Regions from separate parts of the Homo sapiens genome. Here region 2 is linked to region 1. A link is a contact called in ENCODE POLR2A ChIA-PET data. All regions are on one chromosome and are shown on one strand. Each heading gives the region's core, a stretch centred on a gene start or an enhancer-like site at or near the end of the contact. The rest is flanking DNA. Distances are from core to core; before and after follow the strand shown. Region 1 has its middle 120 kb from the start of CCND2. Region 2 holds the start of SLC2A3 (solute carrier family 2 member 3).

The links. ChIA-PET counts read pairs that join two places held with the same protein, here RNA polymerase II (POLR2A).
Region 2: POLR2A ChIA-PET joins it to region 1 with 21 read pairs in OCI-LY7. The contact joins the promoter of SLC2A3 here to the enhancer-like site in region 1. POLR2A ChIA-PET finds 5 or more read pairs at or near these places in 2 of 52 experiments (OCI-LY7 and activated T-cell).

Annotation. Positions count from the first base shown.
Region 1 is chr12:4,151,602-4,156,326 of GRCh38, reverse strand. No RefSeq gene overlaps it. Among named protein-coding and RNA genes, the nearest start is that of CCND2, 120 kb to the left of the region's middle. RefSeq lists an enhancer at 2,415-2,784 and a cis regulatory region at 2,312-2,905. Within about 2 kb of position 2,791, at least 10 of the 41 ENCODE cell types and tissues checked have a DNase peak (open chromatin) inside an H3K27ac peak, as active enhancers do; they include OCI-LY7, where a contact is called at or near this core.
Region 2 is chr12:7,934,084-7,938,808 of GRCh38, reverse strand. It overlaps SLC2A3 (solute carrier family 2 member 3), which reads left to right and starts at 2,622. Exons shown (of 10, transcript NM_006931.3): 1 at 2,622-2,789. The coding sequence starts at 2,775. RefSeq lists a cis regulatory region at 248-595, a silencer at 2,444-2,493 and an enhancer at 3,561-4,514.

The DNA of each region.
Region 1 (4,725 bases), core at 1,542-4,041:
TTTCTTGATCAATGTCTTTCTCTGACATCCTCTGGGTCTCTCCTATGGTTGGCAGTACTCCTATAAGGGTTTGGGAATACAGTTTTGATAGTCAGAACTGCTCCAAGAGCTAGGGATTTGTTGAGTGTGGAGCTGACAAAGCGTTACTCTCTTGGGTTCAACTCGTTAGCTGTTTGGATGCTTTTAAGGTGAGGTTTATGAGAGACTTGGCCACCAGCACTTACAAAGTACAAAAGAAACCGCACTCATTTCCACCAGAGAAAGGCCAGACTGCGGCCACTGAAGGAACCTAACTCTACCCAGACACTCAGAACACCCTGACCTGATCGTGAAAAGGCATCGGAAAACCCAAACAAGGAACAACTCACAAAAAAGGAGGGAAGACTGTACTCAAAAAAAAGTCAGGCCGGGTGTGGTGGCTCACGCCTGTAATCCCAGCACTTTGGGAGGCTGAGGCAGGCAGATCACAAGATTAAGAGATCAAGACCATCCTGGACAACATGGTGAAACCCCGTCTCTACTAAAAATACAAAAAAATTAGCTGGGCGTGGTAGCGCATGCCTGTAGTCCCAGATACGTGGCCAGCTGAGGCAGGAGAATAGCTTGAATGTGGAAGGTGGAGGTTGCAGTGAGCCAAGATCGTGCCACCACACTCCAGCCTGGGCGACAGAGCAAGACTCCGTCTCAAAAAAAAAAAAAAAAAAAAAAGTCATAAGAGGAAAAGAAAGACTGTGGAAATCTTCCAGATCTGCACCATCCAAGATGGTAGCCACTAGCCACATGAGCACGTGTCAAACCCCCTCATTTCATAGCTAAGGAAATTGAAATGAAGATCTAGAAAGGTTAAGTAATTACCCAAGAAGGTAGAAGTATTTAAAAAAATTAATTGACAAAATTTTTAATCAGTTTTAGATTTACAGAAAAATTGAGTGGAAAGTACAGAGAGTTCCCATATGCCATCCCTCCCAATTTCCCCTATTATTAACATCTTGCACTGGTTTGGCACATTTCTTATAATTGATGAGCTAATATTGCTGCATTATTGTTAACTAAAATCGGTGGTTTACATCAGGGTTCACTCCTGTTGTTCATTTTATGATTTTTGACAAATGTATGGTGACATATACACCATTACAGTATCTAACGGCATAGTTTCACTGCCTTCAAAATCCCCTATGCCCTCTATTCATCTCTCACCCCTCCCCACAAATCCCCAGAAAATCTTTTAACTGTAGTTTTGCCTTTTCCTGAATGTCCTACAGCTGGAACCATACAGTATGTAAACTTTCAGATTAGCTTCTTTCATTTCACAGCATGCATTTGAGGTTCCTTCCTGTCTTTTCGTGGTTTGACAGCTCATTTCTTTTCAGAGTTGAATAATACTCCATTATGTGGATGCACCATTGTTGGTTGCTCCATTCACCTGCTGAAGGATATCTTGGTTATTTCCAAGGTTTGGCAATTAAGAATAAAGCTGCTGGCTGGGCACGGTGGCCCTCACCTGTAATCCCAGCACTCTGGGAGGCCGAGGCAGGTGCATCACCTGAGGTCAAGAGTTCAAGACCAGCCTGGCCAACATGGCGAAACCCCTGCTAAAAATGCAAAAACTAGCCGGGCATGGTGGTGGGCACCTGTAATCCCAGCTACTCGGGCAGCTGAGGCAGGAGAATCGCTTGAACCCAGGAAGCAGAGGTTGTAGTGAGCCAAGGTCGTGCCGTTGCTCTCCAGCCTGGGCGATAGAGCAAGACTCCATCTCAAAACAAAACAAAAGAAAACAAAACAACAAGCTGCTATAAATATCTGTGTGCAGGTTTTTGTGTGGACATAAATACCAAGGAGTTCAATCAGTTGTTGGCTTGTGTGGTAAAAGTGCATTTAGTTTTGTGAAAAACTGCCAAACTTGTCTTCCAAAGTGACTGTACCATTTTGCATCCCTGCTAGCAATGAATGAAAGTTCCTGTTGCTTCACATTCTGTCCAGCATTTGGTGTTTTCTATGTTCTGGAGCTGGCCATTCTAATAGCGTGTAATGGTGTCTTATCATTGTATTAATTTGCATTTCCCTGATGACATATGATGTTGAACATCTTTTCATGTGCTTATTTGCCATCTGTGTATCTTCTTTGGTGAGATATATTCAGTCTTTTTTTTTTTTTTTTTAGAGGCGGTGTCTTGCTATGTTGCCCAGGCTGGTCTCAAACTCCTGGGCTCAAGCAACCCTCCCGCCTCAGCCTCCCAAAGCGCTGGGACTACAGGTGAATCACCACACCCAGCCTATGCAAAGTCTTTGGTCTTTTTTAAAAATCAGATCGATTGTTTATCTCATTTAATTTTCACAACAGCCTTCTGAAGTTGCCCTGAGATGGAATATTATCCCAATTTTATAGGTAGCAGGGGGACCGGCGGGGCGCAGAGTTAAATGGCTTGCCCAAGCTCATAAGTAGACACACCTAGATGGCTGGCCTGCTGCTTCCTGGTTCTGTTCTCCTTTGGCTCATTCACCAGGTGGCCTATCCCCAGCCCCCACCCAGTTTTGTTGAAAGCAGCTGAGGACAAGATAGCAAAGTTCTGATAATCCCAGGCAGGCTTCCTGGAATCAGTGTGGGGGAGCTGGGGAACACCCCAGAATAGTGCCAAGACCTTGCTGAGGACTCCACCCACAGGAAATCCCCTGGTCTGTGGCGCCTCTGATGACAGATTTGACCAACTGCCCTGAAGTGTGTGATACAAGGCCTGCTCAGGACTGTTTCCTGGGTGCTTCTTGGGGCCAGGCCATGGGCTGGACGTGAGACAGTGGGTGGAAGTGGGGTGGAAATTCTACTAATTGCTATGGCTTTTGCTTCTGGGGAATTCCACTCTCACCCCATAGCCCTCTGCAGCCATCACAGTAAGCCTGCTTTCTTTAAAAGTAGGAAGTCACTGACACCTGTCACCCTCTATGTCTTAATTTTCCCCATTTCTTTCCCCATCGAACTCAGGAACCATAATCAAGAATTATCATGAAAGACCCTGTTAGTTCCAGTTTCCAGATGAGTAGAAAGTATCGCAATTTTTTGTTATGTTTTAATTAATTGTTAAGTATCTAAACAACGTAAAACTGATTCTCCCTGTAAAACTTGGACCTTACACATAAAGTCCCATAGGACCAGGCCGGGCGCAGTGGCTCACACCTGTAATCCCAGCACTTTAGGAGGCTGAGGCGGGTGCATCACCTGAGGTGAGGAGTCCAAGACCAGCCTGGCCAACATGGTGAAACCCTGTCTCTACTAAAAGTACAAAAATTAGCCGGGCATGATGGCAGGCACCTCTAATCCCAGCTACTCGGGAGGCTGAGGCAGGAGAATCACTTGAACCCGGTAGGTGGAGGTTGCAGTGAGCTCAGATCGCGCCACTGCACTCCGGTCTGGGTGACAGAGGAATACCCTGTCTAAAAACAAACAAACAAAAAAAACCTCCTGCAGGATCAGACAGCACCTACTCTATCTCCTGGTAACCAGGCCTGCCTGTAAAACAGGACCAGTGGAGGTCTCTTGCTTTCCCATCTTCTCTTCCCGCTGCCCCTTCCCTGGACCTAAGGGTGCGCACAAAGGCAACAATTGTCAGGAAAATGGATCCAGAAATGTAGCAGGCTCGGGAGTCTCTCGCAAGAGAATTCTGGCGTCCCAGTTTCCAGGGACTGTGATCTGGAAAGGGAAGTGCCACTAAATGCAGAACTTTTTGTCCCAAGGGAAGGATCCAGAGGGGACCAGAGTAGGACATCATTGACCTGGATTTAAGGGCAATGTTGCTGGGATCCTTCTCCCCTCTCTCACTAAACTCGAAGCTGTTACCAGGTTTCCCTTTAATTTACTGACATATGGAATACAGTGTCTTTATGCATAGAGAATGAAAAGCATTGTTACAAAGGTTATTTCCCTTCACTGCATGAATAAGATCATACTGTATGTATTGTGCTTCAGCTTGCTTTTGTTCACTTAACTCTGCAGTGGGGATTTTTCCACGTAGCTCTATGTTTTTGTTTTCAACTATGGCTTAGTATCCTGTGGGTGTGATTACACTCTAGTTCAGTTAAAGATAAGCACTATTGGTTTAGTACAGGTTAGGTGCTGTAACATAATACATACATTCCTGAAAAACTTTGTATTCTGTAAAACTGCACACTAAAAATAACAGGCTAAAAATAATAGGATTGGGCAGGCCTGAGAAATCTATGCAACTCGGTAATAGAGCACTAATAAAAACAGTAATTGGTGCCTTCAGAGAAAACCTAGACAGCCCAGGCAACAATTCTACTTTGGAAAGTTGCCTCTGGGGATATTAAAACTTGCACAAAACTATAGAGTGGTACTGCTGGTTGCAGGTGCTGAGATGGTGCAGATGGAAGTGGACTCTGGGCCAGGTGGGCATAGGAGGAAGTGCAACCTGCTTCCTAGGATGAGCCTTTCTGGGAAGCAAACCCAGGTGCAGGCATGCATTTGCAATTTTCTTAAAATAGAGCTGAAAGGGCTCTTACCTAAGCAAAAGCCAAGTTGAGGGCTTTTCCCTTTCTTGTTGAAGGTTAGAATTCTACTCCTGCTACTTTAGCTCTTCTTGCTAGGAAAAAATCCATATGAACCCACCCAACTTTCACTTTATAAGCACTTAATTTCCCTATTTATTAGCTGTGGATGAGTTCTTATAGGAACATGTGTTGTAGAAGAATAGATGGTAGACTAGAACATAGTAT
Region 2 (4,725 bases), core at 1,373-3,872, 3.8 Mb before region 1:
TTGGCTGTATGCAATTTGCCTGCATGCAACGCTCGATATGCAACTTAAAATATTTTCCTGATAAACACAACTTTGTTGTTTTGGTGGGGCTACATATCCCTTTAATTTGTAAATTTAAAATATACAATATGTTTCAAAGACTTAGTACAAAAAAGTAAACTATTAATTTTTATATTGAATGCATGCTGAAATGACAATGTTTTGGATATATTGGGTTAAATAAAATAATTATGAAAAAAATTTATCTTGTTTCTTTTAAAATTTTTAGTGTGGCTACTAGAAACCATAATGTGACATGCTCATATTATATTTCTATTGGACAGCACTGCCCTTTGGGATATCCTTTTTCCTTTAGATACTAAATTCAGTTGCTGTGGTGACTAAAGGGGCCTCTGGCTCAGCATTTCCTGGAAGGCAATGGTGAGATGGGGGAGGGGAGTTGTCATCAAATCAGATTTTAACAATATCCTCGTTAAAGCAAAGGAAGCAACAGTAATCTAGTTTTCTCGGGTCCAGCAGTATCAATTTGAATTCTAGGCCCTCAACCAAAACCCTAAAGGAAGATACACTTTCTCCAATTCACCACTGGGAAAAAGTTTATCTCTTTACCAAGCGTCCTTCACCCACCCTGCCACCTCCAGTACTGAAAGGGTTGCAAGCTACAAATGAATGGGCATTAGGAATTTGATAGTTGATATTCCTCCTCCAAAAAAGCCTAGATACTATCTCTCACTTACCCAGCTGTTTAAACACAAACCAAGTTGTTTTGCTTTGTTTACTCTCAACCTGGAACCACTCTTCTCTCTCCCCGATTATCCCTCCCTCAGTTCTCATTCCTATTTTCTTCTCCTGCTTAGCTTGTTCAGTTTTCTTGTATAGCTTAGTAATCAGATACTTATGTAACACTTTTCTTTCAAGAAACTCACAGTCCATAACTAATAGGATATTAATAATCTTTTCCAGTTATGTGAGAATTACTTGCCCTAGTCCCTTTTTATACTTTATAAAAAGGGAAGAAGGGAAACACTATAAATGACTTGTGGGTCAGAACTCTTTTGTCCTATTATTCTTTTTTTTTTTTTTTTTTGAGACGGATTCTTGCTCTGTCGCCCAGGCTGGAGTGCAGTGGCGCTGTCTTGGCTCACTGCAAGCTCCGCCTGCCGCGTTCACGCCATTCTCCTGTCTCAGCCTCCCGAGTAGCTGGGACTGCAGGCGCCCGCCACCATGCCCGGCTAATTTTTTTTTTTTTTTTTTTTTTTTTTGTATTTTTAGTAGAGAATGGTTTCACCGTGTTAGCCAGGATGGTCTTGATCTCCTGACCTCGTGATCCGCCCACCTCGGCCTCCCAAAGTGCTGGGATTACAGGCGTGAGCCACCGCGCCCGGCCTTTTTTTCTATTATTCACTGAAGAATCACCAGCTTCTTGGAGAGTACCTGATACATAGCGTGTATTCGGCAAATACCTGCTTAATTGAATTCGGTATTTATTGCATTTCTAGATGCTATAAGCTTGAGACTAGCAGAAAGTGATGCAGAATTCAGAATGGGTGATATGGCAAATGCCTTATTAAATATAGGGCTCGGCGCGGTGGCTCACACTTGTAATCCCAGCACTTTGGGAGGCCAAGGCGGGCAGATCACAAGGTCAGGAGTTTGAGACCAGCCTGGCCAATATGGTGAAACCCCGTCTTTACTAAAAATACAAAAATTAGCGGGGCGTGGTGGCGGGCGCCTATAGTCCCAGCTACTCGGGAGGCTGAGGCAGGAGAATTGCTTGAACCCGGGAGGCGGAGGTTGCAGTGAGCCGAGATCGCACCACTGCACTCCAGCCTGGGCGACAGAGAGAGACTCCATATCAAAAAAAAAAAAAAAAAAAAAAAAAGGATATGGATTGTATTCCATAAACAGTTGAACCTCTTATTCCTACTGCCCTGATAGTTGGTCTGGCTCCTAGAAATTCAGATTTTCTTCCCTCCAGGTGAGATTATGCGAAGAAAGGAACACTGGCAAAATTATTTCCCTGATTTTCTTCTCTCAGGCTGTCTTTCCCTCCCCTTTAAGATTGTGTACTCCGTCTCAAAAAAAAAAGAAAAAAAAAAGATTGTAGACCCAGCCTATAAATTCATAGGATCAAGAATTCTTACTAACACTCTTTCTAACAACCTTAAATCTCTGATAGTAGCACCCACTTGACTTCGTTTTGTATGGATAGATTTATTCTAATCTCTCTGTAGATTGTTTTAATCCCAAGCAGATGCGAGAGCATAAAATAGTGTATTTGCCCTCCCTCCAGGCTTTTCTGGTAGTATTTTGTCTGTGAAACTAAGAGGCTCTAGCTGCTATTAGAAGAGGGAAGGAGTAAGGATGAGCTTTTGAAAAAAAAAAAAAAAAAAAAACCCAGGGTGGAGAGAGTGGAAGGATGTGGTTTTAAGAGAGGGGGGAGGGAGGGCGTTATTGTCTGTGGGGCGGGGGCGGGGGTAGTTCTGATAACACAGAATTCCGAGAGATCACAAGATTGCTTCAGGGGGGTGGGGTGGGGTGGGGTGGGGCTGGGGGCTTGTCGCCCTTTCAGGCTCCACCCTTTGCGGAGATTATAAATAGTCATGATCCCAGCGAGACCCAGAGATGCTGTAATGGTAAGACTTTGGATCCTTCCTGAGGACGTGGAGAAAACTTGCTGCTGAGAAGGACATTTTGAAGGTTTTGTTGGCTGAAAAAGCTGTTTCTGGAATCACCCCTAGATCTTTCTTGAAGACTTGAATTAGATTACAGCGATGGGGACACAGAAGGTAAGAATGATATAATTACTGGTTATTTTTGCTTGTTTGGGATACACTCAGAAAGGCAAATATTAATGGTAATCTCCTTGTTCTATTTTCTCCTAAGTCACCAAGCTATCTTAAGGCCTTTTCATTTCGTCTCTAGCCTGCACTGCTGCCGCTTCATCAGTTCTCTTTGAATGTCATACAGTTCTGTTCACCTTATCATAGGAAAGTCACCCGGAGAAGTTGTGTTTGCTTCTCAGGTTTATTTTAGGTAACCATATGCCACTGAGGACGAGATGGTTGAGTGTTTAGAGGATCGGGCTGCTTGGTTGTATGGATTACAAGTGTGGGTCTCAGAGCCAGTGTGAAGACTTCTCTGGAAGCATTAGACCTTGAAAAGGTCTGTGTTTGGAGGCACAGGCCAGGGTCTGGCCATCTGTTTGTCCTATAACATATGGGGTTCGTGGATGCTAAGGAGAAAGAATTCCAGTTGTCCTTCCTATTAGGGTTAAAATCGTGAGTGCAGGACATACTAAAATATTGAGTGTTGTATATGCATTATTTGCAGGGAGAAAGGCTTTTCTTTTTTTTCTGATTGAGTTTTACTCTTGTTGCCCAGGCTGGAGTGCAATGGAGCGACCGCAGCTCACCACAGCCTCCGCCTCCCGGGTTCAAGCGATTCTCCTGCCTCAGCCTCCTGAGTAGCTGAGATTACAGGCATGAACCACCGGGCCCGGCTAATTTTGTATTTTTAGTAGAGACGGGGTTTCTCTATGTTGGTCAGGCTGGTCTCGACTCCCGACCTCAGGCGATCCGCCGGCCTCGGCCTCCCAAGGTGCTGAGATTACAGGCATGAGCCACTGCGCGCAGCAAGAAAGGCATTTTTTACCAAGATAAATTTAACTAAAAATAAGGGGCCAGGTGTGGTGGGTCACACCTATAACCCCAGCATTTGGGAAACCAAGGCAGGAGGATCACATGAGGCCTGGAGTTTGAGACTAGCCTTGGGCAATATAGTGAGATCCCATCTCTACAAAGCAGAAAGAAAGAAAATGTAGGAAAATAAGAAAGGGATGGAAAATTATGAGACTAAAGAAGAAAAGGCTCTCAAAGATAGTGAATGATGAGAGGAGACAGAAGAGATTTTTACTAAACGGAAAAAGATTTAACAGAGCATTGCACTGGCAGGGCCCTCCGGGGTACCGATGCTTAGCTGGGACTGAGACATCTGGGAGGCTGCAGGCAAGGTCACTTCTCCTGCTGAAGCTCCCAGCCTGCTGCCTAATCTGCCCGACCTGAAAGGAAAGGAGTTTAAGATATGAAAGGTTGAAGGGATTTTGGGTGGTGGGGTGGGGGGGAATGGCGTAGAAGTTGGCCTCAGGTATAAAAATTGAGCTGCCCCAAGGTAGAAATGGAAAATGTCTCGCCCGGCTGAATTATTCCAGGCAAGGTGAAGATGACCGGTTCTCCCCACTAAGAAATGTCTCTTATATGTTGGGTTCGCCCTTATATGTTGGGTTCAGAGTAAGTACTTTCTTCCCCTGCGCGGGAGTTAGGGATAGCAGAACTGTATTTAATAAACGAAGACTGAAATGGGGCCAGGATGCAGTGAGTAGATCCAGTAGGTTACATGGTCCTGAGAGATAAGAGACTCAAAGAGCCACCCAGCAGTGAAGACACAAACTACCACCCCCTCCACCACCACCAGTGGGCTTCCGTGGAGTCTGGGGTACAGATCAGACTGCACTGTATTTGTTTCCAGAATGGTCAATTCTTAGTAATCCTACCCGAGACTGTCTTTTTCTCTGCCCTCCCAGTTCGTGAGTGGAATTCTATGCCTACATTTGCCTGATGCAAGTTTTTAAATATTTCCAAACTGACCAACCCAGTTTCTCTTAACTTCTTCCTTCCCCAATTTTCTTTCATTTTTACCAAGTTAACTTCACATTCTTATCTCCAG